6 separate regions of the Homo sapiens genome follow, and all the other regions are linked to region 5. A link is an interaction called in ENCODE POLR2A ChIA-PET data of the cell type or tissue named here. Cell type or tissue: MCF 10A. All regions are shown on one strand. Links, peaks and the distances in the headings refer to the core of each region. The heading gives the core; the rest is flanking DNA.

Region 1 (4,373 bases), core at 1-4,000, 86 kb after region 5:
AGGGATGTGGTTTGGGGGTCCTTGGAGTAGTGAGGAGAAGCCCTGCTCCCACATAGAACCCCACACACACAACAGTGGGGATGGAGGGAGGTCAGGGATTCCAAAGGAAACTAGCTAAGAACCTTGGCCTTACTAACCACAAAGACTCCCATTCATATCAGCTGTGTCTGAAGGTCAGAGGCCCAGACTCTGAATGTTCTAGGCTGGGTCAGACCCCTGGGATGGTCACTGGACCCCATAGGAGAAGAGATAGGGGAGTCCCTAATAAAACTTCAATTACATTTCCTGCCTGCTTGGTCAGTGGATACTAAATGCAGATGACTTAGAAAAAGAAAGAATTGTGAGATGCTGTGGAGTCAACTCAATGTCATCATTAGCGTCTTCCTCTTCAGAGTCCTGTATCCCAGCGACGGAGCTCAAGGTTCAGACTAAAGGCTTCCTACCCCTGGCAAGGAGGTCTTTATAGTGGAGGTGAACGTTTACACACTACACTCTGAGAATTTTTTTTTTAAAGTAGCCTCTATTTTGTATGTCTTCTCATCCTGTTAGAGTAAGTAGCTAGTCAGGGATGAGCAGGGCAGGAGAGGGCGCCCCAGACACACACCCACAGGAATGTCAGGCAAACATCAGGTGAGGGTCAGGCAGTTGTTAACGGGCTCTCTAAAATAATTGGTCACAGCTGGCACCAGAGACAGGCAGTCTCCCAATAGAAACATCTGAAACTGGTGATCAGCAGTTTCCCAATAAGATCCCAGTAAGTGACCAAAGAGGCAAGAATTGAGGTTGCTGCAGACCCCTATGGATTTGCTGCCACTAACGATCCCTACTACTGCTGCTGGGGAGGAGGTTTTAATAGTATCTATTAATTAAAGATATCCCAGTCTCTTTTCTATCCTCCCTCCCCAAATACTGCTCGGTCCACCTCATGAGATTGTCCTGGGCCTTTTGAGACCCAGGCAATGGGAAGAGAAGGCCATGGAAGTGGACTGAGAATGCTGGGTGTCTAGATTAACTATGCTGCCCTCCGGAAGGCACCTCCAGTAGGATGCACAGCTGTGGCTATCAGCAAATTCCCCTTCCTCCTCTTGCAGGTGCCCTAGAGAACATGGATAGGGCTGCAGGTGGTTAATGGTTCAAAGACTACTCAGTGAAGACGCTGCCTGGGGGAACAGAGTGTGGCCACATCTAAGGAAAGAAGGTACAGGTGAACAGGAGAGGAGGTGAAGGAGAAGCGAGCAGGTGGGGGTTGCGGAGGGGCTGAGGAAGGTCAGGCAGAGCCAGGAGACCAATCCAGCTCCTTGGAAGGTAGCTCAGTTGACTCCTTACCATGTGGCATTTGTAAAAGGTGGACAGTAGAGGCCTGGGGCCAGAGAGAGGCTGGACCAGATTCCCACTGTAAAAATCTCCTTGCCAAGGTCCAGGTAGGGTGTCCTTAAGTCTGAATCTTGATCCCCATCGCTGGGATACAGGACTCTGAAAGAGGAAGATGCTAAATGACTGCATTTGGGGAGGGAAAGACACGCTCACTTCTCCCCAGCCCCAAGTTGCCCTGTGTTGCTGCCACACTACGTAACTACAGTCATAAACTATATTTGAAGCATGATGGAACCTGAACCATGGCAGTAGCTTAAGTTGACTACATTAACAGGGAAAGCTGAGTCATGATTCTATACTGAATATAAAAATTAAGTCAGATGTGCTCACTCACATGCACACAAATATTCTGGAAAGCTGAGATCCACAGCCCCAAGATGGGGAAAGGGCTCCCCCTGGTGGGATTGCCAGAGGTTCCCCCATGGAACTGCACGCCCCAGACCAAGCCAAAGCCCCAAGCAAAACAATCTGCTATGTCATGCAGGATTGGAAGACTTTCGTTTGCTTCAGGGCCAATTTATGACTCCCGGTATTCTCTGTCCTGAAATGACACCCAGTTCCAGGAAGAATTGGATTCTAGGACCAACTTGTACAGGCGCCCCAGGAGACAGTCTGGGCATGCAGGTCAGCCGATGTGTGCCGGGGAAGACTGTCCACATTTGCTCCTCAGTCCCACTGGGCCTGATCACAGGCCACCCCCCATAGTAAAGGGGAGCCAGGGCCCCTGGGCAAGGTTAGATGCTGCCTCTCATGCCCCTGAATTAGCCAAGAGGCGCTCCAGCAGGAAGCCTTGTTTGGCTTATATTGCAAAGGAGGCACCACTTACTATGCAGTCCCCTGCCCGGAGCACCTTGCCTGTGCTACTGAGAAATGTCCTGCTGCAGCAGGAGAGGCGGATCGAGCTACAGCCAAGAGTGTGCCCTGCCTCCATCTGTTGACCCAGGTCAGAATGATGTGGAACACTGGACAGTTAACTCACTGGGTTCAAAAAACACAGCAACACAATGCTCTGGGTGCCTCCTGGCTGTGATGTGCACTATTGTTTTCTGGGGAGATCCCATCACATATGAAACTTCAGATGTTCATCCAGTGATCATGTCAAGCTTCCATTGTTTGCTCTCATATGCTCCCTGGAGCTGGATTCCACCCTGGCTCAAGACCTCTGATGAAGTGCTGGCATGGAGCAGAAACTCCCTTAGGCAGAAACCCCCTTTCCCCCTTGCCACCCACCCCCCACCAGCACCCCATCCTAGGGATGCCACCGCAGGTCTCCTCTCATAGCAGCACTACTTCCTCAATTCTCAACTTCAGGTTACTGCTACAGAGTCTCGCACCTGATCCAGCCTTGAGAAAGTGATTAGAGTGTGACCGGAAAAAATTGTTAGTGATCCCCAAATATGTAGTATAAAGCTACAGTAAATGCTTCTAAAAAATAGACACAAGTGAAACAGGCTAGCCCAGGGGCTTTCAATACAGAGCAATGATAGATATAATATTAGAGAAAATTAAAAAGCAATGCTCCACAAAGGGAGAATATCCCCAAAGATATTCCCAGAAACTGAATATAAATGCAAAAGATGAACAGGGCTACAGCTGTGGCCTGTTGGGTTCTGACTCAGGGTACAGTTAAAGGCAGCTGGGAAGTCAAGTCCTGTTGAGTACTGAGTGGTGAGATAGAATTAAATTGCCCACTGAGGTGGGGGACCAGTGTCATGGTCACTGTGAAAATATTAGGGACTCAGATTCCCCTCTTGCCCACACTTCCACCCTCTTCAAGAAGACTGAAATAGCTTGCTACTAACTTCGCCTGGGACTGTGGCCTAGGGAGGCCCGTGGTTACCAAACGGCACCACACCTGGGCTTAACTGAGCCACCCACAGCCATGGGGCTGGATGTGAGTCATTCCCAGGGTTATCCCAGGGCAGGAGCCCCGACTGCCATATAAGACCTAGTCCTGAACACTGGCCCCTGGGAAGGGCAACTGCACAGCCACTAGGCAGGGAGGAGTGAGGAACAAGAGAAGGGAGACAGAGAAAGCCTGGAAATGAACCTGGAAGCTGAAATTCCAAAACACATAAAAACTAACACTGAGAAAGGCAGCCAGCAACATCAACACTTGATGCATGACAGGTGAAGTGAAAAGAATATAATCATTGGAAAGAGTCTTCAGTATCCTCAAGGAGGCAGTTAAACATATAATGTTCACTTAAAAATCAAGCCACTATGAGATTACAACCAGGCAGAAACGTGCTGTCATATAACAATGGAACAGAAAAATATTATGCAATAAATGGTTCAGGAGAAATAATTATTAATATTTGGGAAAATACATATAGTAGATGTAAATCCTCACTTCATCTAACATATCCTGAGCAAATCTAAATATTTTTTAATCTCTGAAAAGGGTAGGATGTTCTAAATTAGCTGAAAGAAGCCAGGTGTGTTGGTGGCGTAATTCCCAGCTACTTGAGAGGCTGAGGCAGGAAGATCGCTTATGCCCAGAAATTCGAGACCCGCCTGAGAAACATAGCAAGACTCCCAGTCTCTTAAAGAAAAATAAAACTAGATTTTAAGATAAATATCATACAAGAAATATGAAAGTAATAAGTAAAACATGGGAAAAAAGTAAAAAAACAAATTAACTGAAACAATAGGCCAACAAAAGAAAGGAATATATGCATAGATTTAACTACAAAAAGTTTTTAAATTTTTTTTTTTTTCTTTTGAGACAAAGTCTCGCTCTGTCACCCAGGCTGGAGTGCAATGGCACAATCTTGGCTCACTGCAAACTCCACCTCCCACATTCAAGCGATTCTCCTGCCTCAGCCTCTCGAGTTCCTGAGTACCTGGAACTACAGGCACAGGCCATCATGTCCAGCTGATTTTTTGTATTTTTAGTAGAGACAGGGTTTCACTATGTTGGCCAGGCTGGTCTTGAACTCCTGACCTCAAGTGATCCACCCTCCTCGGCCTCCCAATGTGCTGGGATTACAGGTGTG
Region 2 (4,756 bases), core at 324-4,323, 94 kb after region 5:
CTAATCCTTAGGGACCAATGCCACTCATCCTCAGATTCCACAGGACAGTCAGCACTTCTCCTGACAAAATATGATGGTATTTTAGCTCAACAATGCTAATATTAGCTACAATCCCTCATCACCCTCTTCATCCACTCCGAGATTCAAGGGCTCAACAGTAAGGAGTTTACCTCAAAGGAAGGTGTGTGCTAGAAGCAGGTAGAGACACGCTCATTTCTAACTCTTAGAACAGACAATTCTAAATGCCAGTTGACGATTTCAGTGTGGTTTTCTGGCCATCAGGTACAGACAAATTCCTTTTTGAACCTTAAAATTCCAAAGATGGGTCTCCCCTGCCTGTGTATAAAAAGCCAGCTAGGAGTAAGAATTAGAAATGAGCTTTCTCAGGGGCATTTTCACCATTAATTATCTAGAGTTTTTTTTTTTGTTTTTTCAGAGTAGTAGCCATTCTCTTTGTTTATCTTAATGAGCCCAGTTATGCCATCTGGTGGCCAAAATAAATTGAAAACATGCAACTATGCTGTCAGAAAGTGTGAACGTGTCCTTTTTAGAGTTATTCCCTTTCACCCCTTAGTTTTCTCCCCATTTTCCGTGAGCATCTATCACTCACTACATAAGGAGTACCAGGGCATTGATCTTGATGGTGCCTGTTTCCCTGCATGGAAAGGTAAGAAAGTTTGGTCTTGGTACAAGTGAAACTGGTTAAGATCAAAAGAAAAAGAAGGACAAGTTAGGGACAGGACCCTTGCCCATGTCCAAAGGAACAGAATAATGTTTCCAGAAGAAAGAGCAAGAGCAGAAGCCAGTGCCCCCAGCTTATCAGTAAGCAGCATGGAATTTGACTAGGAAACAGCAGAACGGCCACTGCTAAGTGGGAATCACCATAACACCTGAAAAAAATAATAATAACAGCAAGAGTAGCTGCTCCAAATGTGTTCAAACCTCCTGGTCTGAATGGATTACATTCCTAAGTACCAAAATAAAAATTAACTGAGAGTATCTCCAAGTCACTATCAACGATCTCTGAGAAATCACAAAGAGGCAGAAAGGTATTAGAAGTTGGAGATTGTGTGGCTCTGATTCCCAAAGATGGAAAAAAAGATGAATGTTGAAAAGCACAGATCAGGCCAGGTGTGGGGGCTCACGCCTGTAATCCTAGCACTTTGGGAGGCTGAGGCAGGTGGATTACTTGAGTTCAGGAGTTTGAGATGAGCCTGGGCAAAACCCCATCTCTACAAAAAATACAAAAATTAGCTGGGCACGGTGGCTCACGCCTGTAATCCCAACACTTTGGGAGGCCGCGGCAGGCATATCACCTGAGGTCAGCAGTTCGAGACCAGCCTGACCAACATGGAGAAACCCTGTCTCTACTAAAAATACAAAATTAGCCAGGTGTGGTGGCGCATGCCTGTAATCCCAGCTACTCGGGAGGCTGAGGCAGGAGAATTGCTTGAACCTGGATGGTGGAGTCTGCAGTGAGCCGAGATCGTGCCATCACACTCCAGCCTGGGCAACAAGAGCAAAAACTCCATCTCAAGAAAAAAAAAAAAATTAGCCAGGTGTGGTGGTGCACACCTGTAGTCCCAGCTACTTGGGGGACTGAGGCAGGAGGATCACTTGAGCCCAGGAAGTCAAGGCTTGCAGTGAGCCAAGATCAGGCCACTGTACTCCAGCCTGGGTGACAAAGCGAGACTCTGTCTCAAAAATAAAAAAGAAAAGAAAACTACAGATAAGTGGCCTTGGCAATGACTGTAGGCAAAAACCCTCAAATGAGATACAGAAAGATGTTTTGTAAAGTGTTTCGTGAGCCCCGAGAAGAGCTGAGTATAGTCACCCCTAAGCTCAAGTGATCCTTTCACCTTAGCCTCCCAATAGCTAGGACTATAGGCGTGTCACCATTCCCTACTAATTTTTTAACACCTCCTTCCCGTCCCTCGACTCCTGCTCTCAAACTCTTCAGAAGACTTGTTCCCATGATTCTGTTGGAGACCATGTTCTCTGGAAACAGATACTGAGATAAAGTTGGGATGCAAGATGTTAATTAGGTATTAACACCTGTGAATAAGGGCAAGGAAGCAGGAGTGGGCAGAGGGAGAAGTTAAACTGAGCTGCAGGCCCAACCACACCTCTCATAACTCTGCAGAGAGCTTGGGGCAGTATTGTCTATCAAAGCAAAGCAAGTTGAACTGAAAGAGCCAGACATTTATATCCAGCCCTGCTTAGTCACCACATGGAGCTGCCAGGAGAAAGGGTGTGACCAGGAAGAGGGACCAGGCAGCTCTTTGCAGCCAGGGGACCCTGAAGGAGCTGATGGCTGGAGGCTGTCTGCTGACTGCTCTCCCATAGCTGGGCAACAAGTCCTTCCTTGGGGGAGATCTGAGCAGCACATCTCCATGTCCACTACGCTCTCCTTACTACCATTCCCCTCTGGCACCACTGAAATCCACCTTCCATCTTCGCTTTTACTCCACTCACTCCATCCCTTTGCTCCACGCCAAATCCAGTGGGCCCTTCTTGGTTCTTACCTTACAGCTGACCTCTCTCTCATTTGTTGAAGTTATCGATTTCTACAGTAACTTCTCCTCTCTCTCCTTGACCTCTCTACCCACACTTTGCCGGCCTGTTCAGGGGTCCTGTCCTCCATGCACTACCCAAGCACTGGGACTCCATTCTGAATCCATCCTCCTCTTCCTCCGTACTCTCCCAGGCGATCCCACCCACTATCAGGGTTTTAATTCCTGTTTATATGGCAGTGACTTTGAAATGTACTCTCCAGCTATCCTCTCTGCTAGGCTTCCGATTCCCATATCTAATTGGCTGCTGGCTATCTCCATGCTAAGGGCTGTCAGAACTGTGACATTCCACCTCTCTTCTCCCACTGTGTTCCCACCCTAATTCTTCCAGTGCAAGAAACCAGGGACCCTTTGAACCTGCTCTGTCAAGTTTCTTTTCTCGGCAGCCACCCCCGCTGGGTCCAGTTTGGGCATGGGTATGGAAGCACTCCGAACAGTATCAAGGACTCTGCATATGGAGATTTGCATCACTGACATATAAATAGCTGATGCTGGTGCTGAAACCAAAGAATATTCATCACTGATCACACCCACTACTTGCCCAACCAGATGTGAACCTCTGACTCAGTGGGTCCACAGGAAAGAGTTACTCAGCACTTCCTAGGTATAGGTGATGAGAGATGGTATTCATTTATTTTACAGCTTGAAGAATCTGTAAAGAAAATCTGAAGAAAAGAGTTATCTGGGCTGGGCACGGTGGCTCACGCCTGTAATCCCAGTACTTTGGGAGGCCGAGGCGGGCGGATCACGAGGTCAGGAGATTGAGACCAGCCTGGCCAACAGGGTGAAACCCCGTCTCTATTAAAACACAAAAATTTAGCCGGGCGTGGTGGCGCATGTCTGTAGTCCCAGCTACTCGGGAGGCTGAGGCAGGAGAATCGCTTGAACCCGGGAGACGGAGGTTGCAGTGAGCCAAGATTGCGCCACTGCACTCCGGCCTAGCGACAGAGCGAGACTCCATCTCAAAACAACAACAACAAAAAAAGAGTTCTCTGAGCAGGTAGCTTTTAGCCACACCTTTTATTTCCAGGCCTATACCTGTGTGGCAAAGGCTTAAATAGGAGGTATTTCTGAAGGAAAATTAACTCCAGTTTATTTAAATATACCATGCTTCGTGTATATATGTCCTCTCCTTCCAAACCGGAATTTCCAGTTAAATTCAAGGAATAATTATCAAGTAAATACAACATGACAAGAGCAAGGCTAAGTACAGGACAGTTCCTGCCTTAAGGAATCTAAGGTGAAAGGATAAGTCTAATGGAAGCGCATTCCAGTTTGCTGATGAGCACAAAAGCCATAGCAGCTAAGTGCCATGGGTTCCAGAGAAGGAAAGTGTCTCCGTGCAGGCTGGCTTCATAAAGGCTTCTGAGATAGGCCTAAAGGATAGATCAGATTTCAGGAAGTAAGCACAAGACAGGAATAAGCAAGAAATAATGATGACACACAAGGAATGGAGAGGAAAGAATGCCATCAGAAGAATATCTTCAGAGAATTGCACAATAAAGAGTAATGGTAAGGAAATTTTCTTATAGCTAAGGCCAAATATTGAGACTACAGAAATACCCTGGGAGGCTAGAGAGAGGCAACGTCATGGGGGTAAGATTGGTTTTTTGTTTGATTGGTTTTTTTTGGGGGGGGCGGTTAGGTTTTTTCTTTGGAGAAGGAGTCTCCCTCTGTCACCCAGGCTGGAGGGTAGTGGCGCAATCTCAGCTCACTGCAACCTCCGCCTCCCAGGTTCAAGCGATTCTCCTGCCTCAGCCTCCCGAGTAGCTTGGATTACAGGCAACCACCACCTCGGCCGAATGATTTTTGTATTTTTAGTAGAGACAGGGTTTCACCATGTTGGCCAGTCTGGTCTTGAACTCCTGACCTCAGGTGATCCATTCACCTTGGCCTCCCAAAGTGCTGGGATTATAGGTATGAGCCACATACCCAGCCAGATTGTTAAAATAATATTATTACAAGGAGGTGGGTAGAAAAGGCCAAAATCACTGCCCCATTAACTTTTCCTAGGCCCCAGTTCAGACCCAAACTCTTTTTAGACTTCCCTTTTCTACCATCATGGGCAGCACGGGTGTTGTGGCTCCGAGACCCCTCTTCTATCCAGCTCCCTGAAAAGAACAATGCCCACTAAAGGCTTGCTGGGAGTTGATCCATCACTTCTGGTTTGGTAGAATGTTTCC
Region 3 (4,756 bases), core at 356-4,355, 150 kb before region 5:
TTGAGATGGAGTCTTGCTCTTGTAGCCCAGGCTGGAGTGCAGTGGCATGATCTTGGCTCACTGTAACCTCTGTCTCGTGGGTTCAAGTGATTCTCCTGCCTCAGCCTCCCGAGTGGCTGAGATTACAGGTGCACACCACCACGCCTGGCTAATTTTTGTATTTTTAATAGAGATGGGGTTTCACCACTTTGGCCAGGCTGATCTCAAACTCCTGCCCTCGGGTGATCTGCCCTCCGCCCGCCTCCTCGGCCTCCCAAAGTGCTGGGATTACAGGCGTGAGCCACTGTGCCCAGCCAAGAATACGTTATTTAGTCTTGAATTACAGATTTCATTGAACATCTACAGATCAGTCTATGACGTCCTTAACTTGCTCAGTGGAGCCAGTTTTCCCCATTCCAAGATGAAAATATGGACAGTACTAAGACTGTTCTGATCTCTCTTAGGTCCTGTAGTTATTTTATATTACCAAACACAATGCCAATTCAGAAACTCAACGTTTAGTTCCAAAGGTAAGTCTCCTTTCCTCCAGCAAGGGCTTTGCAAGGATGGGAAGATGAGAAATGGGGAAACAGGTCCTCAACATTATGCATCTATCCTTCTTCTCCTGTCTTGCTAATGGTGGTTTCTAACCCTCCAAGGTTGAGTAGAATGGGGAAGGGTTGGGGGAAGGAGTGGTCTGGGGCGTGGAGCAGGCACGGTTTGCAAGAGGGCTTTGCATTCTCTGGGACTGGTAGGGGCTTACAGGGGATTCCTCCTCCTTGGGTGCTTCTTCCGAGACCCCTCACCCCTAATGCCATACAGTTGCAAATGAGGATTTCTTTCCACGATTTATTCCTCCCACAGCTCATAGGAATGCAGTAATCACTTCAGCTTCTCTCTGCTGAGGCCTGTTGATGCCTGTAGGTGGCCACATCAGACAGGATTAGCTCGGCTCCACATCAGCTCGCTTCCTAGCATGCCTCACACTAGTCTGCTGGAAATACTTACACAGCCTTGCCCTGAAAACCTGGGATACAGGTCCCCAGTGCCTCCTCCTTTCCTACACTCCCACTCCCAGGGCAGAAAACCAGCCTGTCTCCTACCATGAGGTCTGCAGACAAATGTCAGATGCCAGCCCATTGCAGTCTGTCCACTGGGGAGGGGGAAGCTTTATGCAGGACAATAGGAAAAAAGAGTGAAACTATTCTGAATTAGATGTTTATATACATAAAATGATATTGCTTGACACCTGAAGGGAACAAGAAAAACTCTGGAGCTTTCTTGATCTAGTGACATGAAAGAAAGATGAGGTCCATGTGCTGTGGCTCATGCCTATAATCCCAGCACTTTGGGAGGCTGAGGCTGGAAGATACCTTGAGTCCAGGAGTTCAAGGCCAGCCTGGGCAACATGGTGAGACCTAATCTTTATTGAAAAAATAAAAATAAAACGTAGCAGGGCATGGTGGTGCATGCCTATGATCCCAGCTATTTGGGAAGCTGAGGTGAGAAGATTACTTGAGCCAGTGAGATTAAGGCTTCTATGAGCCATGATCATGCCACTGCATTCCAGCAAATTAAAAAAACTTAAAATTTTTTTTAGGCTTGACTTGAAACTCAGAGACCTTGAAAAAGAAAGAAAAAGAAGAAGAAAGAAAGAAAGAAAGAAAGAAAAAAAGAAAGAAAGAAAAGATGGGACCATTGGTCGCCATGGACACTGTTTCCACAGCTACTTTGCTATTTTGATTGTCATTGCGTATTGTTTGAAAGACTCTGCTATGAGAAAAATATAACTATTTCTCAATTTAACCGTGATAGACTATAAGTAGATAAAATAAGGTTGAGACAGATTAAATAAACTATTAAGGGGAAGAACTAGACTAGAACCCAGGTTTTCTGGCTTCTTATCTGGTGTCTGTTTTCACTCTGAAACTCACTTAGGGTCACGGACTCACTGACTCACAGATTCAGTGTGACAAAGATAATCAGAAACCAAGTCACTGTAACAAAAGCCCCCTAAAGACAGGACACCAGCTCACTGCTGTATCCTCAGTGTTGACGTCAGTGTGCTTGTCCAATAATCCACACTTAATAAATGTGAGTAGAATGAGTGAATTAATTAATTAATGGTTTAGTTGTTTAGTTTGTGAGGGAACAAGTATCTGAAAATGTTAAATGAATCACTGAAAGTCATTTATATATATGTGTGTGTGTATATATATACATATATATATATATATTTTTTAAATACAGAGTCTTGCTATGTTATCCGAGCTGGTCTCCAACTCCTGAGCTCAAGCAAACCACTCGCCTCGGCCTCCCAAAGTGCTGGGATTACAGGTGTGAGCCACCTCACCCTGTAATATAATATAAATGCCGAAAGTCATTTATATTTTATAGGTTGTAAGACATATATTTATTTTCCCATTTATCATCTCTTGAATAGGGATGCGTCTTACAATCAATGGCGTGTCATAGTTTAACCCGCTGTGTTTTCCTCTTAGTGCTGCATGAAATAATGGTATGTTTTCCGGCAACGGAGCTTTAGATGCAATGAGGAGCAGCAGTTGTTTGTGGACATACGTTGTGTCTCATGTCAGTGAGTGCAAGGAAAGGGGGAGGTGGGGGTGACCCCGTGGGATGCAAAACAAGTCAACTTCTCCAGGCCCTCAGAAGTGGCGCTCAATCTCCAGAGAGGCGCCCATCTCGCAGAGGGCCACTACCCGGTCATTGCCACTAGGGGGCTACCAGACATTTCATCAGGAAGACACAGGCAGTCTTTGGGCCTCTCTTCCGACCAGGCCATTTGTTGCCATGGATATTGTTTCCATAGTTGCTTTGACTGTCACTGCATTTCCCCTGATTATCTGTTTTTGCATGCTGAATATATACTATAATCCAATCTTCATCCTCATCAATTTAACAATTTTATCATATCTAGATTTTTCAAATGGCCAGTTTTCATCAATTGTGACGTTCATGGCATTTGACTTTGTTAGTGAGTTCTGCTTTTGCAGCCCCTGTGTTCCAGTATACAATACTGCATTATACCTCAGCTCACTTCACAAATTGGGTATCCACTGCAAGCAACTAAGCACAAGTAGTGAATACTAATCCAAATGAAAGAATGGGTCTGTTGTGGTGTTAGCGCAAGAGAAAATTCCTCTGCTCCATGGTGCATTAGTAGTAGCTCATTTTGCTTGCTGCCCCATTTGATTACATTGTTGGTGGTAAATATCACTGCTGAAAGTTCCATGAATTTCTTAAAGGTCTCCAAAGAAGATGTGGAACATTGAAGCATTTCACAACGTTTGCATGTACATGACAGCAATATTCATTCGCTTCTGCCAGGCACCTTGAAGGCAAAAGCTATTTACATGGCTCTCCACTGTGTTCTCATAGCCATGCACAGGCTTATATGTCCTCTGCAAAGATGTGATAGATGATCAAAGGAAACATCCAGTCTCCTCCCTCTCCCTCTCCCTCCCCCTCCCCCTCCCTCTCCTCCCCCTCCCCCTCTCCCTCTCCTCCCTCTCCCTCTCCTCCCTCTCCCTCTCCTCCCTCTCCTCCCTCTCCCTCCCCTCCCTCTCCCTCTCCTCCCTCTCCCTCTCCCTCTCCCCACGGTCTCCCTCTCCCCCTCCCTCTCCCTCTCCCCACGGTCTCCCTCTCCCCCTCCCTCTCCCTCTCCCTCTCCCCGCGGTCTCCCTCTCCCCCTCCCTCTCCCCACGGTCTCCCTCTCCCTTTCCCCACTGTCTCCCTCTCCCTCTCCCTCTCCCTCTCTCTCCACGGTCTCCCTCTGATGCCGAGCCGAAGCTGGACTGTACTGCCACCATCTCAGCTCACTGCAACCTCCCTGCCTGATTCTCCTGTCTCAGCCTGCCCAGTGCCTAGGATTGCAGGCGCGCGCCGCCACGCCTGATTGGTTTTCCTATTTTTTTGGTGGAGACGGGGTTTCGCTGTGTTGGCCGGGCTGGTCTCCAGCTCCTAACCGCGAGTGATCTGCCAGCCTCGGCCTCCCGAGGTGCTGGGATTGCAGACGGAGTCTCAATCACTCAGTGCTCAATGTTGCCCAGGCTGGAGTGCAGTGGCGTGATCTCGGCTGGCTACAACCTCCACCTTCCAGCTGCCTGCCTTGGCCTCCCAAAGTGCCGAGATTGCAGCCTCTGCCCGGCTGCCACCCCGTCTGGGAAGTGAGGAGCGTCTCTGCCTGGCCGCCCATTGTCTGGGATGTGAGGAGCCCCTCTGCCTGGCCGCCCAGTCTGGGAAGTGAGGAGCGCCTCTTCCCGGCCGCCATCCCATCTAGGAAGTGAGGAGCATCTCTGCCGGGCCGCCCATCGTCTGAGATGTGGGGAGCGCCTCTGCCCCGCCGCCACGTCTGGGATGTGAGGAGCGCCTCTGCCCAGCCGCGACCCCGTCTGGGAGGTGAGGAGCGTCTCTGCCCGGCCGCCCCGTCTGAGAAGTGAAGAGCCCCTCCGCCCGGCAGCCGCCCCGTCTGGGAAGTGAGGAGCATCTCCGCCCGGCAGCCGCCCCGTCAGGGAGGGAGGTGGGGGGGCAGCCCCCGCCCGGCCAGCCGCCCTGTCCGGGAGGTGAGGGGCACCTCCGCCCGGCAGCCCCGACTGGGAAGTGAGGAGCCCCTCTGCCCGGCAGCCACCCCGTCTGGGAGGTGAACCCAACAGCTCATTGAGAACCGGCCATGATGACGATGGCGGTTTTGTCGAATAGAAAGGGGGAAATGTGGGGAAAAGATAGAGAAATCAGATTGTTGCTGTGTCTGTGTAGA
Region 4 (4,756 bases), core at 412-4,411, 170 kb before region 5:
ATCTTCCTGTTTCTTAATAACAAGTTATATCAGTCAGGGTTCAGTGCAGCAACTAGAGATTACGCTAGGTAAATTAACAGGAAGACATTTTACAAAGGGTATTAAGAGCTTTTGAAATCTTTATAAGGGCTGAGGGCACAGGTTCTAAGCTGGGCTTTATGGAATGATATCCAGAATTATACAGATCTACTAGGTTTTCTTTTGATCATTTGTCTATGAATTTATCACAAATTTGTCAGCAGATTCTATAGAAGTCTATTTTTTCTCTGCAGTCTAATGTATTACAATTAATCAATTCCCTCTTTTTCTTGGTAATATCTTTCTGTAACCAGGTAAAGGAATTTTCTTAATCCCTGAGGTTTTGGCCCCAAGCCTTTTTTTTTTTTCTTTTTTCTTTTTGAGATCCACTCTGTCACCCAGGCAGAAGTGCAGTGGTGAAATCTTGGCTCACTGCAACTTCTGCCTTCTGGGTTCAAGAAATTCTCTGCCTCCGCCTCTTGAGTAGTTGGAATTACAGGCATGTGCCACCATGCCCAGCTAATTCTTTTGTGTGTTTTTGGTAGAGACGGGGTTTCACTATGTTGGCCGGGCTGGTCTCAAACTCCTAGCCTCAGGTGATCCACCCGCCTTGGCTTCACAAAGTGCTGGGATTACAAGCAGGAGCCACCATGCCCGGCCTCCAAACCATTTTAATCTGGACCTGCGGATCCCTAGTTCTCCTACACAGCAACCTCCTGGGATTTTCATTCTCCTCACTCTTTGGAGGATCCCACATCTTTATCTCTCCTGATCTAATCCCTTACTTTGATGGAACTTCCTAAGGAAAGGGGCAAGGGAGGGCAATTTTTGAAATTTTGTCTGAAAATGTCTTTTATATTATGATTACATCTGATTAATAGTTTTACTGAAAATAAAATTCCAAGTTGTAAAATTTACACCTAAATTAGGAAAGCACTGCTCCACTATCTTCCAGCTTCCAGTGCTACTGTTGAAAAGTCCTCAGCTAGGTGTTATGGTGCGCACCTGTAATACCAGCACTTTGGGAAGCCAAAGTGGGAGGATTGCTTGAGCCCAGGAGTTCAAGACCAGCCTGGGCAACGTAGTAAGATTTCGTCTCTACAAAAAATAAAATTAAATTTAAAAATTAGCTGGGCATGGTGGTACGTGTCTGTAGTTTTCAGAAGGCTGAGAGGGGACGATCCCTTGAGCCCAGGAGTTCAAGGCTGCAGTGATCCATGATTGTATCACTACGCTCCAGCCTGGGTGACAGAGTGAGATCCTGTCTCAAAAAAAAAAAAAAAAAAAAAGGAAAAGAGAAAGAAAAAAAGAGAAAACCCTATACCATTTGAGTTTTGATCTTTTTCATGTGACCTGTTTTTTTCTTTTTGTCCAATTTTGGGATTTTTCTTTTTGTCCTCAGTATTTTTAAAATTATGGTAGTATGCCTTGGATTTCATTCCTTTTGTTAGACACTTCTGTTAGACACTTGAGGTCTATCTCACTTTGGAACCATATCTCTCAGTTCTGAGAAAAGTTCTTGAATTATTTCTTTGATAATTTCATCCCTTCTGTTCCCTCTGTCTATTCTTTCTAGAAATCCTCCTATTCATCCAGATGATCTAATTTTCATATATTTTCTATACCATCTACATTTCTTTTCCTTTTTTTTTTTCTTTTGAGATGGAGTCACCCAGGTTGGAGTGTAGTGGCACTATCTCGGCTCACTCCAATCTCCACCTCTCTCGGGTTCAAGCGATTCTCCTGCCTTAGCCTCCCAAGTAGCTGGGATTACAGGCGTATGCCACCACGCCTGGCTAATTTTTGTATTTTTAGTAGAGACGGGGTTTCACTATGTTGGTAAGGCTGGTCTCGAACTCCTAATCTCAAGTGATCCACCCACTTCCGCAACTCAAAGTGCTGGGATTACAGGCCTGAGCTACTGTGCCCGGTCCCATCTACATTTCTTTACCCTTTGCTTCTTTTTAGAAGATTTCTTCAACTTTAAATTTTTTATTTAATAATGTGTTCTTTTACCATGGAGAAAATATCGTCTCTTATGTTTATGAAAATATTAATTGCAGTGGATTTTATTATTTGGCTCTTTGCATTCTCTAAATTTCCTCTTCTTCTTCTTCTTCTTTTTTTTTTTTTTTTTTTTTTGACAGGGTCTCTCTGTTGTGGTCCAGGGCAATGGCTTAATCACAGCTCAATGAAGCCTCGACCTCCCGGACTCAAGTGATCCTCCCATCTCAGCCTCCTGAGCAGCTGAGACTACAGGTGCACGCCACCGCGCCCGGCTAATTTTTGTACTTTTTGTAGACACAGAATCTCGCCATTTTGCTCAGGCTGTTCTTGAACTCTTGGGCTCAAGCGATCCGCCCAGCTTGGCTTGCGAAGGCACTGAGATTACAGGCGTGAGCCACCGCGCCTGGCTTTATATTCCTTAATTCTTGTGTTTTCAATACCTGTCTTTCATGTCAGTGGTTTTCATCCCATAATGACTAGTTTCTTATCAATGTATTGCCTCTCAACCGTAAATCCATCCTCTTAACTGATCTGTATTGAATTAAGCGGTTCTCCTTCGCAGCCAGCACAATATTAAGCTTTCTCAGTAGAGGGCGCCGGAGGGACACTGCCAGAGGAAAGAATTTCTTTTATCTCTGGTTCCGGGAGCTATGGTTTGTGATTCTTGTTGCTCCTGCGGCAGGGCCCATCAGTGGCCAGGTGGGAACATCCGGTGGTCTCTGTCCTAGCTGCGTGCTGACAGCATGCGTTCCCCCAGCGAGCTGGCCCTGACGTGGACCCTGCATGCCCCAGGCCTTGCATGCAGTGAGTGGGCTCCCGATGCCGCGACCCCCCCAGTTTCCTGCTTGCTCATGACTGTTCACAGGCTTTGGCCTGGGCATCCCAGGGAAATAATCTGGTACCTGGTGGGCACATGCACACTTTCTGCCTTGAGTTCTGAATCCAGCTTTGGGGTGGGGATGCTTCCACGTGTGTCCTTCTTTGGGTACTCTCCCGCGGCCCTACAGCATTCTTTGGAGTTCTCTGCACGTCTTTTTAGCCTGTTACAGCCAATAATTCTTTCTAATAATAAACTTTCTCTGCTCAAATTGGGGCTTGGGCTTTGTGAATGATACAGTAATCCTTGGCTTAGTTAGATCTTAAGCTGTTTGGAAACTCCAGGTGTGTGTGTTGGGGATGGGGGGAGGTTTCAGTGGGCTTCACCATAGTGCAAATGGGCTGAACTGTTTCTCCAGAAGACCCTTGTATTAGGGTCTAGTCAGGTGAAAGAAAAAAATCCAAATATTTAAACAGAGGTAATTTTGTTTTATTTTATTCTATTTGAAAAGGAATTTCACTCTGTTGCCCAGGCTGGAGTGCAGTGGCACAATCTCGGCTCACTGCAACCTCGGTCTCCCGGGTTCAAATGATTCTCCTGCCTCAGCCTCCCAAGTAGTGGGATTACAGGCACCTGCCACCACACCCAGCTAAGTTTTGTATTTTTAGTAGAGACAGGGTTTCACCATATTGGCCAGGCTGGTCTCAAACTCCTGACCTCAGGTGATCCACCTGCCTCGGCCTCCCAAAGTGCTGGGATTGCAAGCGTGAGCCTCCGCGCCCAGACAGAGGTAATTTTATATAAAGGATTGTTAACCACATATTGAGATCTAAAAAGACAAAAAGAGCACTGAGATACCGCAGAGGTAGAACGCGTGGGAATCAGGAATGGGGCAACTGCCTCTCCCTCAGTCTTGGGGAACTGAGGGAAGAGGTCAGTATTATTCAATGGGAGAATCTGGGAGGATGGCCCCACGGAGCTAGAATTCAGTTTCCTAAGGAGGAGCCTGGCCAGTGAGCCGGTATCACTGAGGCCACGGGAAGAGGCCTTTGCCGGGAGTGAGGAAGAACCACAGTTTGGGACTTGCTACTGCTGCTGGACCAGCTGTTGCTACAGGGCTGAAGATCCTCGGCTGTGGTGATGCCGGCAGGATTGGGAGGCCAACAAGGGAAGGGATCCCTTCTTCCTCCAGTGCTGACACCTCCCTCTACACCTAAGAGGGAGCCAGCTGGGAAGGAGAGAGTGGAAGAGGGTTTTGAAGTCAAGTGACAGTAGCTTAATATCCGTCAGAACCCCCTTACTCCTGTGTTCCTAGGTGTTTTTCCTTGTCTGGTCAGTTTCTCCAGAGAAGGTTTCTCTATTAATCGGCCTGGGGCAAGTCTGGCTGCTGGAGTTCTCAGAACCAACTTCATGGAGGGGACCAGGAAGCCTTACTGTTCGATAGGCAGGCTTTTACATAATCCTAAATGACTTTTTCTTTTCTTTTATTGCTTCTCTTATTTTATTTCTTTTATTATTACTTATTTTCTATTTTTTAAATTATTTTATTTTGTTTTCTTCTGGCCACATAAAGCCAGAAGGCCATAGGCTATATATATATATATGTAATTTTTTTTTTTTTGGTAGAGCTGGGGATCTTGCTCTGTTGCCTAGGCTGGTCTTGAATTCCTGGACTCAAGTGATCCTCCTGCCTTGGCCTCCCAAAGTGCTAGGATTATAAGCATGAGCTATCACGCCCAGCCTTAAATGATTTTCATTGTGGTTCCCAGGATGTGGCATGGTTCAACGCCTCCAGCGAGCAAACCACTCATTAGGGTGGAATATAGGGGGTCACTCTGCCATGTGCGTTGAGTTAGGAGATCTAGGGTTCTAGTGGCTTCTTACATAGACCATCAGCCTCTGGTTCCAGGCCTC
Region 5 (4,622 bases), core at 1-4,000:
CCATATTGTGGGAAATCCAAGGATGCTTCACAGAGATGGCATGAGATAACAGACCCAGAAGAATGAGGGTAATTCCATGGGAATTGAAAGGTGGGAATGGGCGAGTGGAAGAAGGTGAGATTTAGACAAGAGAAATTGGGGTAAGTAAAGAGAAAGAAAATATATATATATATATAAATACACACACACACACACACACACACGAATATTCTAATGCATATATAATATCCACACACATAAGGCTTAGAAACTCCACCAAATGTTAACAGGCTCCAGAGCTTCCATCTCTGAGGAAGTCAGAGCTGTGTCGGGAAGAGCCAAGGATTACAAGTCAGGAGTGATAGTGGTGGGAGGCAAGAAACCAAATCTGCCATCTGGGCCCCCCGAGTCCTGCCCATCATACTCACGCCTCCTTCCACTGCCACACCTCCCTAAGGAAGGCCTCCCGGCTCAGCTCATGTCTCCTCACTCCCCGTTCCTTCCACAGTTGTTTCTCCACCACAGCCTGCAGTTGGATTCAGGGCAAATGAACAGAGTCAGGTTGCTTGGTTGCTTTGGGGGAAGAAATTGCTTTTGCCCAAGAAAAGGAACAGGTAACAAAAGACATACTTGTGTAGCAATTCCTGCATGATCTGAACCAGGGACCCACAGCACTTGATCCCCACGCATCCGGTGCCTGCAACAAAAATGCCCTCCTGTGAGCCCCTGAGCTTAAATGTTTATCCTCACTCATTCCTGCCCTTCCTATTTCCCTTCCAAGAACTCAAGCAGCCCCCACTCCCCTCTCACCAGCGCACGAGGGCATCCTGTATGGCCACCGTGAGTGCGTGGCCAATGTGCAGGGAGCCAGTGACATTGGGAGGTGGGATACACATGGAAAAGGTCTCCCCTGTAGCTTGGGGCAGCCGGGCCTAGAGGAAGAAAAAAAGTCAAAGGGGCAAGAGAGAATTGGATTGGGGAAAGAGCACCCTCTACTGTCTCCAGAACAGAAAGAACTTCAAGGAAGAACTGTCCTGCAAATAAGAGGAGAGTGGAGAGGAGGGAATTGGCCAGGGGGAACCTGCCAAGAGAAATCTTTGGAGACACCAGAGCCAGAAAGAAGACAAGGTCTACAATGTGAGCTCAACTCTGAGGTCCAGTTGTATTCAAGGGCCACTCTGTCCTGGAGACAATTTAGGACCCCTCCCTGCCAGATACTAACCTGATATTCTGGTTTGAAGAAGCCCTCTCGTACCCACCACGGGTACCAGGCAGCCTCAACATATCGGGGGCTGTATGCAGGAGGCAGGGGCCCAGAGACATCTGTGAAGGCAGAGGAGAGCTCCACTAACCACTGAACTTGTTCCCAGGCTGCATTTCGGCAGGCCAAATGGGCAACACATATGTGAAAGAAAAGGCCTTCTTACTTATTCTACTTACCTTTCTTTTCACCGGGTTTCGTAGGGATTTCATACAATACTAACTCCTTAGGCCTCCAGGCCTTAATGGATTCTGCAGGTGACTGAGAAGAGAAAGCAGAAGAGGCTGGGATCCAGTATACCCCAGACTGCATTTCAGCCGGTCTCCTCCAGCCCCTCTCAAGTCTCAGAAACCCAAGGACAAGCTGTCTGACCCCTAACCTTGCTCTCCCCTGCTATCTCAGCCTCCAGAGTCGCCTGCTTCTCTCGCAGGCGCTTCTGTTTGGCTTCACGGTTCCTCCGGGAGATGGGAGATCCATGGGGCTCCGACTGTGTAGAAACGGAGTGAAACCTGGGGAGGCCCCGTGAGTGCCTCAGCCCCCAAAATGGTGGTCGAAAAGAGGCGAGAGGCAAATGAGGCATCAGGAGTGTTTGGAAAGGGGCCGAGATCTGTTCTGGATAGAGAGAGAGCACATTAGGATATGGGGGTGGAGAAGGGTCACTCCCCTTGTTCCATCTTTCCTGTCTCTAATTAGCACAGGTCTGTTATTCCAAGTCTCTATTCCCTTCCACAAAACCTTTCCTCCTTGAGAGCTAGAGTGCATGGTATCGACAGACAGCGCCATGGAGCCACGGATATCAGGGCTCTTCCGGAACAGGGCCGGAGTGTCTGGATTCGGCGGTGACCACTGACACATGAGAGATAGGGCTCAGAAACTCAGGGAGATGATGGGCATCAGCGCGCCCAAGAGCCAGCAAGGAGTCCCGCCAGGGCCGCGGCGATCTCCACCTGCACAGGGGCCTCCTGCAGTGCCCACAGCCCGGCGCGGCCAAGCCTTCCCGCCCATCCCAAGGCCTGGGCCCAGGACCCGCAGCGTCTCCCACTTCCCGGAGGCCGCCCCGGCGCGCGCTCACCAGGAGGCCCCGCCGCTATCCCAGGGCGCCCCGCGGCGGCAGGGACTGAGGAATCCACCAAACCCGACCCTGGAACGTGGCCCTGGAGCCGCGCGGCGCATGGGGGCGGGGCCCCGGCCGGCGCATGCGCAGCAGCTGGCTTTGGCCCCACCCTCTCCCTACCGGTCCAAAGGCTGTAGACCAGAGGAGCGAGTCCGCCGCGAAGGCAAACCCCACGGGGAGGCGCCCGGGACCGCACTGCTAGCTATCATAACTTTATTAAACAAGAAAAGCCCTGACGCGTAAATAAAAAACACCTGAGTTCTGATGCCCCGCCCCGCCCAGTCCCGCCCGCCGAGGTCCGTGTCCAAGTCCCGCGCTCTCAGGAGCTATGTTTCTGCCGCTTCCAAAAGCGCTTGACGTCGCTGTGCCCGGCCGGGGTCACCACCATGAGCCGCTTGGCCGAGTTCTCGAACACGAGCACGCCCAGCTCCCGCGCGTGGGCCAGCAGCAGCTCAAAGTCCACTTGCGACAGGAACTGGTTATACAGGACACCTGGGGTCGGCAGGACGGGAGGGGCGCGGGGAGAAGACGAGAAAGTGAAGCTCGGAGCTCCTATTGGGAATCCCCCCAGCTCCTTGGTGGCAGCCCTGGACGCGGTCTGGGCTTGCCCCCACCGCAATTTTACAAACTAATTCTCTATGCTTGTCTGCTCAGGGGTTCATCTTAACACCAGTGTGATCCAGCCATATTCAGAAAGGCCTAATACAAATTACTGTGAATTATTCCCTCACCTAGCCAAATCCAAAGTGCATTGATTTGGGACGATTTGTTTACTACCGACTCACCCCAAAACAACAAAAAACTGTCTTGCCAGCTTTTCTCTCCTAGTCCATGAAGTAAAAAATAAAATGCAGACTGAACTGTCTGCCCTTTCTCTGGCCAATGACCAAGACTTGGCCACCAGAAGCTACTCACCCTCAGTGAACCGGAGTCTGTCCCTTTCCAGCTCCCAGAGCCGGATCTGGTCGGTGATGGTGGGGGGCAGCACAGGTGTCTGCAAGGAGCAAGGGTTGACTGTAGGGACTCAGAATACTGCCCCAGACAACCCGGCCCTCTGTTTCTTCCCCAGATTTGGATGCCCCTTTTTCTTTTCCATCATGTCATCACCAGCTGCCAGCCTCTGACATCTTGGAGCCTGTCTATACCTGTTTGAGCATCACTGGGTGGGCTCTTGTCCTTAGGAAATGGATTATCTAGGAAAACAGACAAGAATGGCATGAGGGCTCCAGCAAGAAGGCAGGAAAGCCATCTGAGCTGTCACCTAATGTCACTGGAACATCAGCTTATTCTAAAAACTCATAACTCCTGTCATCAACTCCACCCATCCCAGTTCAGCTGTTATCCCACGTTGCTGCTCCCAGCAACGTGGGATATTCCTTTTCTGGCACATTCGCCCTTTCCAGTAATGTTTTGTTTTTCTTTCTTTAAAATAGCAGCAGCTACTATTTTCTTTTTTTAGCATTTATTGCATGACAGGTGCTGAGCTCAATGCTTTGCCCCTATTCTTCCAATGAATTATCCCGGCAACCCTGAGGTAAGAACTGTCATTTACTAGATGAGGAAACTGAGGCTCACAGAGGCAAAACAACTATGTCTAGTTTACGCAGTTAGGATGTGGCAGTGCCGAGGCACAAATCCAGATCTATACCTCCTCCCTCCATGTTTTTTTCCCCTCAAGGGTCTACCTATTCTCACACCCAAAGCCTTCATTTCTCTTCAAACACAGACAACTCACCACCACCTATTATAACAGACTCAGAGCTAGCCTTCCATAATGTGACCCCTGTCCCCCGCAGCCCAAGTGCAGCCTGTCTTCCTGCTCCACCTCTCCCAAGTGGGAATACCTGCTGGGCTGTGATGCCACTGGCGATTGCCTGCTGCACACTCTCCCGGGTCACCTGCGCCACCACCATGTTGGGGAACCGATAGAGCATCTCAGAGAAGAGGGCAATGAGGGCAATCTGCAGCTCCGACTCTGAGCCAGGGATAGAAAGAGGATGAGGAGGCCACCCCCACACCCAGACTCCCTCAAGCCCTTCTTTCAAGTGTCATGAGAAATGTCAGAGAGCTCTGTAGACTGCCAGGTAAACACGAACATAAACTGGCATTCCCTCACCCCCAACCTCCTCTTCCAGGGGCCCTCTGTCCCGCCTCACCCGTGTAGGCATACAGTCGGTAATTGGTTTCCACGACAATGAAACCTGGCTGATGCACAGTGCCCCCAGCTCCAGAGACACCTGATGAGAGATTGATGGCCAGGCGTGTGGG
Region 6 (4,756 bases), core at 16-4,015, 200 kb before region 5:
ATCTCTGAGGGCAAATACTTCTCCAGCAACCCCATCATCCCCAGCCAGTCGGCAGCTTCCTCGGCCATTGCATTCCAGCCAGTGGGGACTGGTGGGGTCCAGCTCTGTGGAGGCGGCTCCACGGGCTCCAAGGGACCCTGCTCTCCCTCCAGTTCTCGAGTCCCCAGCAGTTCTAGCATTTCCAGCAGCTCCGGTTTACCCTACCATCCCTGCGGCAGTGCTTCCCAGAGCCCCTGCTCCCCACCAGGCACCGGCTCCTTCAGCAGCAGCTCCAGTTCCCAATCCAGTGGCAAAATCATCCTTCAGCCTTGTGGCAGCAAGTCCAGCTCTTCTGGTCACCCTTGCATGTCTGTCTCCTCCTTGACACTGACTGGGGGCCCCGATGGCTCTCCCCATCCTGATCCCTCCGCTGGTGCCAAGCCCTGTGGCTCCAGCAGTGCTGGAAAGATCCCCTGCCGCTCCATCCGGGATATCCTAGCCCAAGTGAAGCCTCTGGGGCCCCAGCTAGCTGACCCTGAAGTTTTCCTACCCCAAGGAGAGTTACTCAACAGTCCATAAGAAGTCAACTGTTGTGTGTGTGCATGCCTTGGGCACAAACAAGCACATACACTATATCCCATATGGGAGAAGTCCAGTGCCCAGGCATAGGGTTAGCTCAGTTTCCCTCCTTCCCAAAAGAGTGGTTCTGCTTTCTCCACTACCCCAAGGTTGCAGACTCTCTCTTATCACCCCTTCCTCCTTCCTCTTCTCAAAATGGTAGATTCAAAGCTCCTCTCTTGATTCTCTCCTACTGTTTAAATTCCCATTCCACCACAGTGCCCCTCAGCCAGATCACCACCCCTTACAATTCCCTCTACTGTGTGGAAATGGTCCATTGAGTAACACCCCCATCAGCTTCTCAACTGGGAAACCCCTGAAATGCTCTCAGAGCACCTCTGACGCCTGAAGAAGTTATACCTTCCTCTTCCCCTTTACCAAATAAAGCAAAGTCAAACCATCATCTGGAAACAGTGGCCACTTTTCACTGACCTTTCTTCGACATCTAGTCAACCCACCCAATATGCCACTGGGCTCTCGCTCCCAATTCCACCCCACCCTCCATTACAGAGCTCACCACGCCCTCCTAGATCACCGTCCCCAACACACCCATTGCCTCTCAAGGCCCTTATCTCAGCCCCTTCCTGTGGCCACTTCCCTCAGTGCTCAGATGATTCCCTGGGTGAGGGAGACACTGGGGCACCCTCAGAGGTTGAAGCAGGCTCCCTGCTGTCCCTGGATCCTGGACAGATGGCTCAGTAAACTGTGGGGACTAGGTGCAGACTTTTTGCCTTCTTGGAGTCCTGGGTCTCCTCTGAGAGTCTGGGTGGTGCTCTTCCTACGCCTCTAGAGGTCTCTGTGTTCCTCATTTTCCTTCAAAAGCGGGCTGTGTTTCTCTTCTACCTTCCAGCTGCTCCCACAGAGGAGGAAGACAATAAATATTTGTTGAACTGAAAGCAGAGATTGCCTGGCCTCCCAGATCCTTCCGCCATTTCCCTCCTCTCTCATTGCTCCAGGAAATCCATTCTCTTCCCATTCCTCATTCACCGTGGGGTCCCCCTTCCCCTTATTTAGGGCCCTCAGTGTTTCCTCTCCCTCCCCTCCCCTCCCCTCCCCACCCAAACTCCTTTTCTTCCACCATTAGCATTCCTCACCTTCTAGATGCCATCCTCTCTGGGAGTCATGAGTCTCGATTTCCTGGGTTTCTGGGACACCTGGAAGCTTGGGAAGGCTGGGACACAACAACTCCAACCAGATTCCTGTCAGCTGAGTAGGAGGCCAGTTGGGCGTTGTTCCTGGAGCTGGGGGTGGAGAGAGTAAAGGACTGAGAGGATGGGAGCAGGGCAGGGAGTGCAGCCAAGCAGGGTGACTCACTGGCCTAGATCAAGAGGCCCAGCCTGTGGCAGAACAGAGCTGCCGGTGGTCTCTCCATCTTCACACTCCCTGCTCTGCTGGGGTCCAGAGTGAGAGTGTGAGCAACATGGCTCTCAGGTGAGGGCTGAGAAGGCAGAGTGCCCCAGTGGGAAAGAGGAGTCGCTTCCACTGGAGAAGAGAGAGAAAGTGGAGTGTGTGGTGGGGTCCATGCGACTTAAGTCCTGAGACAGGCAGGGAGAGGCTGAGGCGGACGAAGTTCCCGCATCCCAAGGAGGGCAGAGTGGATTGTGCTTGTCCCTGTAGGAGCCCCACCCCCCACCCCAGGCCACCTCTCAGAGCCTCTGCTTGGCTGCAAAGGAATTCACCCCTACTGTAGCACTTAACCCATTCCCTCCTATCAGGGTGGTGCTGTCTGGTCCTGAATTTAGAACTGTTGAAACTCCAAGTCTGGAATCAGCAAAAATGTATTACATTGACCAGAAAGGGATTGAATCACCCTTGGTCCAGCATCTGGCCCCTGATCTGCAGCCAATGGCAGGAATCGAGGTCCTCAGATGCTTCATGAATGGGAATTGCAGGGAGAGAAGGCTCTCTGATGTGGTGTTTCCTCGAGTCTCCTGCTGTGCTCCAAATTAAAAGCTTGTGTAAAACTCATGCATGTCATCCAAAAAGGCCTCTGGGCTCCATCCACTGCCAGTTCTGGAGAGGAGCTCTTCACTCCTCCAGTGGTTAAGCCAGCAGGGGCAGGTGGGGAGGACACAGCAGTAGAATCAGCCAACAGCTCATGTTTAGACCTTGGGCAGCCAGGGAAGCCTACTCCTGGGGCCTCCCGGAAGCCATGGAGAGAACAAAGCCATTGCATTTTTATAATAAAATTTGCAAACATATTTAAAAGCCAACAAACTGTTAATGAATCTCTACATTCTCATCGCCCAGCTTCAACAAGGATCAAGTCCTGGCCATTTGACAGCAGCATTTAAAGGCTCTCCTCTACTGTTACTTGGAAATAGCCACTTTCTCCCAAGGTTTCTTATACTCTATGGCACATCTGACCACCAGTAGCAGGCAGAATGATGTCTTCAACCCCAACACCATCAAAGATGTCCACATCCTAATCCCTGGAACGTAGGAATTAGGTTACATGGCAAAGGGAAATTAAGGTTCCAGATGGGATTAAGGTTGCTATTCGGCTGACTTCACAGAGATTATCATGGATTATTCAGGTGGGTCCAGTGTAGTCACCAGGTCCCTTAATGTGGACATGGGAGGCAGAAGAGGAAGTCTGAGTGATACAGTGTAAGAAATGGCTGATTTTGGCTTTGGAGATGGAGGAAGGGGACCATGAGCCAAAGAACACAGGATGCCTCTAGAAGGTGAAAAAGCAGGGAAAGGGATTTTCCCCTGAGGCCCCCAGAAAGAATCACAGCCCTGCTGACACCTTTATTTTAATCCACTGAGACCTGTTTTAGACTTCTGATCTCCAAAACTGTAAAGTAATAAATCCATGTTGTTGTAAGCCATTCGGTTCATGGTAATTTGTCACTGCAGCAGCAGGAATTAGTCAGTATCTCATAAGGATGGCATCCAGGTCCATTTCCCTAGCTAGATCCAGGGTCTCATGTAGGAGCAGCTCCTCAGATGGGGCCACTTCTGCACCCCAGAACCTCCTGCAGGTTGGGGCCAAGGTGAAGGAGATATGAGGATGCATGAGAAAGGGGTGCTGGGAGGAAACAATCCAGCTCCCAAAAAGAAACAAGTGTTTCTGTTGCTGAGAGAGGCAATTAAGAGAGTGGGACCCCAGGGTGGAGGTCCTTGTGTATAGAGAAGCAGGGCTGGGGAGGCTGGCAACCAGGGATGAGCTGTGAGCCAGGACACCTGGGCCAAGAAGGGGCAGGGAGGTCAAGGAAAGGAGCCAGGGCGGGAGACACCCAGCTTCCTCTGGGACATTCATTCAAGTGACACCTGTTGCCACAGACCACATTAGGAATGAGGGTGGAATGTGGAGGTTTATTGTCTTCACAACCACTAGCCCAGCCTGTTTCTGCTGTCCCCCACCCCACTACCAGGATAAAGGGCTGGCTGTCTTGGGGCTGAGGGAGATCGGGTGCTGAGCAGGATGCAGGGCCGCGTGGCAGGGAGCTGCGCTCCTCTGGGCCTGCTCCTGGTCTGTCTTCATCTCCCAGGTATGGAGGCCGTGATGCCCTTGGGCAGGAGGGACTGGAGGTCCCCCAGGAAACAGGAATTAAGGAAAGGGGTAAAGGCAGGAGGGTACACATTTAGGTCCCTGAGGGAAAAGGAAGAATAGGCATAGGGGAAGCAAAGGGAACTGGGGACTCGGGGACTGGAGACCACTGGTTGCTTTATCTTCCCTTTCCCTCAGGCCTCTTTGCCCGGAGCATCGGTGTTGTGGAGGAGAAAGTTTCCCAAAACTTGGGGACCAACTTGCCTCAGCTCGGACAACCTTCCTCCACTGGCCCCTCTAACTCTGAACATCCGCAGCCCGCTCTGGACCCTAGGTCTAATGACTTGGCAAGGGTTCCTCTGAAGCTCAGCGTGCCTGCATCAGATGGCTTCCCACCTGCAGGAGGTTCTGCAGTGCAGAGGTGGCCTCCATCGTGGGGGCTGCCTGCCATGGATTCCTGGCCCCCTGAGGATCCTTGGCAGATGATGGCTGCTGCGGCTGAGGACCGCCTGGGGGAAGCGCTGCCTGAAGAACTCTCTTACCTCTCCAGTGCTGCGGCCCTCGCTCCGGGCAGTGGCCCTTTGCCTGGGGAGTCTTCTCCCGATGCCACAGGCCTCTCACCCAAGGCTTCACTCCTCCACCAGGACTCGGAGTCCAGACGAC

The links. Peaks named below come from ENCODE experiments on the same cell type or tissue, not always from the same donor. Only the 100,000 strongest peaks of a DNase experiment are listed, where the experiment ranks them.
Region 1: POLR2A ChIA-PET joins it to region 5 with 27 read pairs; 21 of 35 experiments call an interaction of 5 or more read pairs at or near these places.
Region 2: POLR2A ChIA-PET joins it to region 5 with 11 read pairs; 21 of 35 experiments call an interaction of 5 or more read pairs at or near these places.
Region 3: POLR2A ChIA-PET joins it to region 5 with 81 read pairs; 20 of 35 experiments call an interaction of 5 or more read pairs at or near these places.
Region 4: POLR2A ChIA-PET joins it to region 5 with 34 read pairs; 23 of 35 experiments call an interaction of 5 or more read pairs at or near these places.
Region 6: POLR2A ChIA-PET joins it to region 5 with 15 read pairs; 6 of 35 experiments call an interaction of 5 or more read pairs at or near these places.

The regions. Positions count from the first base shown.
Region 1 is chr6:30,826,065-30,830,437 of GRCh38, reverse strand. All of the region lies in intron 1 of LINC00243 (long intergenic non-protein coding RNA 243), which reads left to right. Among named protein-coding and RNA genes, the nearest start is that of LINC00243, 2.4 kb to the left of the region's middle. RefSeq lists enhancers at 833-1,732, 1,612-1,906, 2,706-3,206. In MCF 10A, for the core only: a CTCF peak has its summit at 1,770 (motif pointing left); DNase peaks (open chromatin) are centred at 1,787 and 3,267.
Region 2 is chr6:30,817,858-30,822,613 of GRCh38, reverse strand. The region is part of intron 1 of LINC00243 (long intergenic non-protein coding RNA 243); the gene reads left to right. Among named protein-coding and RNA genes, the nearest start is that of LINC00243, 10 kb to the left of the region's middle. In MCF 10A, for the core only: a CTCF peak has its summit at 495 (motif pointing left); DNase peaks (open chromatin) are centred at 483, 2,203, 3,113 and 3,983.
Region 3 is chr6:31,067,006-31,071,761 of GRCh38, reverse strand. No RefSeq gene overlaps it. Among named protein-coding and RNA genes, the nearest start is that of C6orf15, 43 kb to the left of the region's middle. RefSeq lists enhancers at 1-715, 716-1,680. In MCF 10A, for the core only: CTCF peaks have their summits at 887, 2,503 and 2,704 (motif pointing right); DNase peaks (open chromatin) are centred at 921 and 2,731.
Region 4 is chr6:31,077,823-31,082,578 of GRCh38, reverse strand. No RefSeq gene overlaps it. Among named protein-coding and RNA genes, the nearest start is that of C6orf15, 32 kb to the left of the region's middle. RefSeq lists an enhancer at 2,815-3,347. In MCF 10A, for the core only: a CTCF peak has its summit at 2,617 (motif pointing right); a DNase peak (open chromatin) is centred at 2,608.
Region 5 is chr6:30,912,035-30,916,656 of GRCh38, reverse strand. GTF2H4 (general transcription factor IIH subunit 4) reads right to left here. Exons shown (of 14, transcript NM_001517.5): 10 at 4,511-4,622; 11 at 4,199-4,329; 12 at 3,500-3,547; 13 at 3,270-3,348; 14 at 2,551-2,846. The coding sequence ends at 2,674. It overlaps VARS2 (valyl-tRNA synthetase 2, mitochondrial), which reads right to left and starts at 2,419. Exons shown (of 30, transcript NM_020442.6): 1 at 2,313-2,419; 2 at 1,620-1,847; 3 at 1,420-1,501; 4 at 1,202-1,302; 5 at 790-911; 6 at 610-676; 7 at 408-505. The coding sequence starts at 1,820. In MCF 10A, for the core only: CTCF peaks have their summits at 979 (motif pointing left) and 2,583; DNase peaks (open chromatin) are centred at 966 and 2,416.
Region 6 is chr6:31,111,827-31,116,582 of GRCh38, reverse strand. It overlaps C6orf15 (chromosome 6 open reading frame 15), which reads left to right and starts at 4,008. Exons shown (of 2, transcript NM_014070.3): 1 at 4,008-4,094; 2 at 4,292-4,756. The coding sequence starts at 4,028. PSORS1C1 (psoriasis susceptibility 1 candidate 1) reads right to left here and starts at 1,783. Exons shown (of 6, transcript NM_014068.3): 1 at 1,692-1,783. CDSN (corneodesmosin) reads left to right here. Exons shown (of 2, transcript NM_001264.5): 2 at 1-1,496. The coding sequence ends at 558. In MCF 10A, for the core only: a CTCF peak has its summit at 1,358; DNase peaks (open chromatin) are centred at 1,432 and 1,832.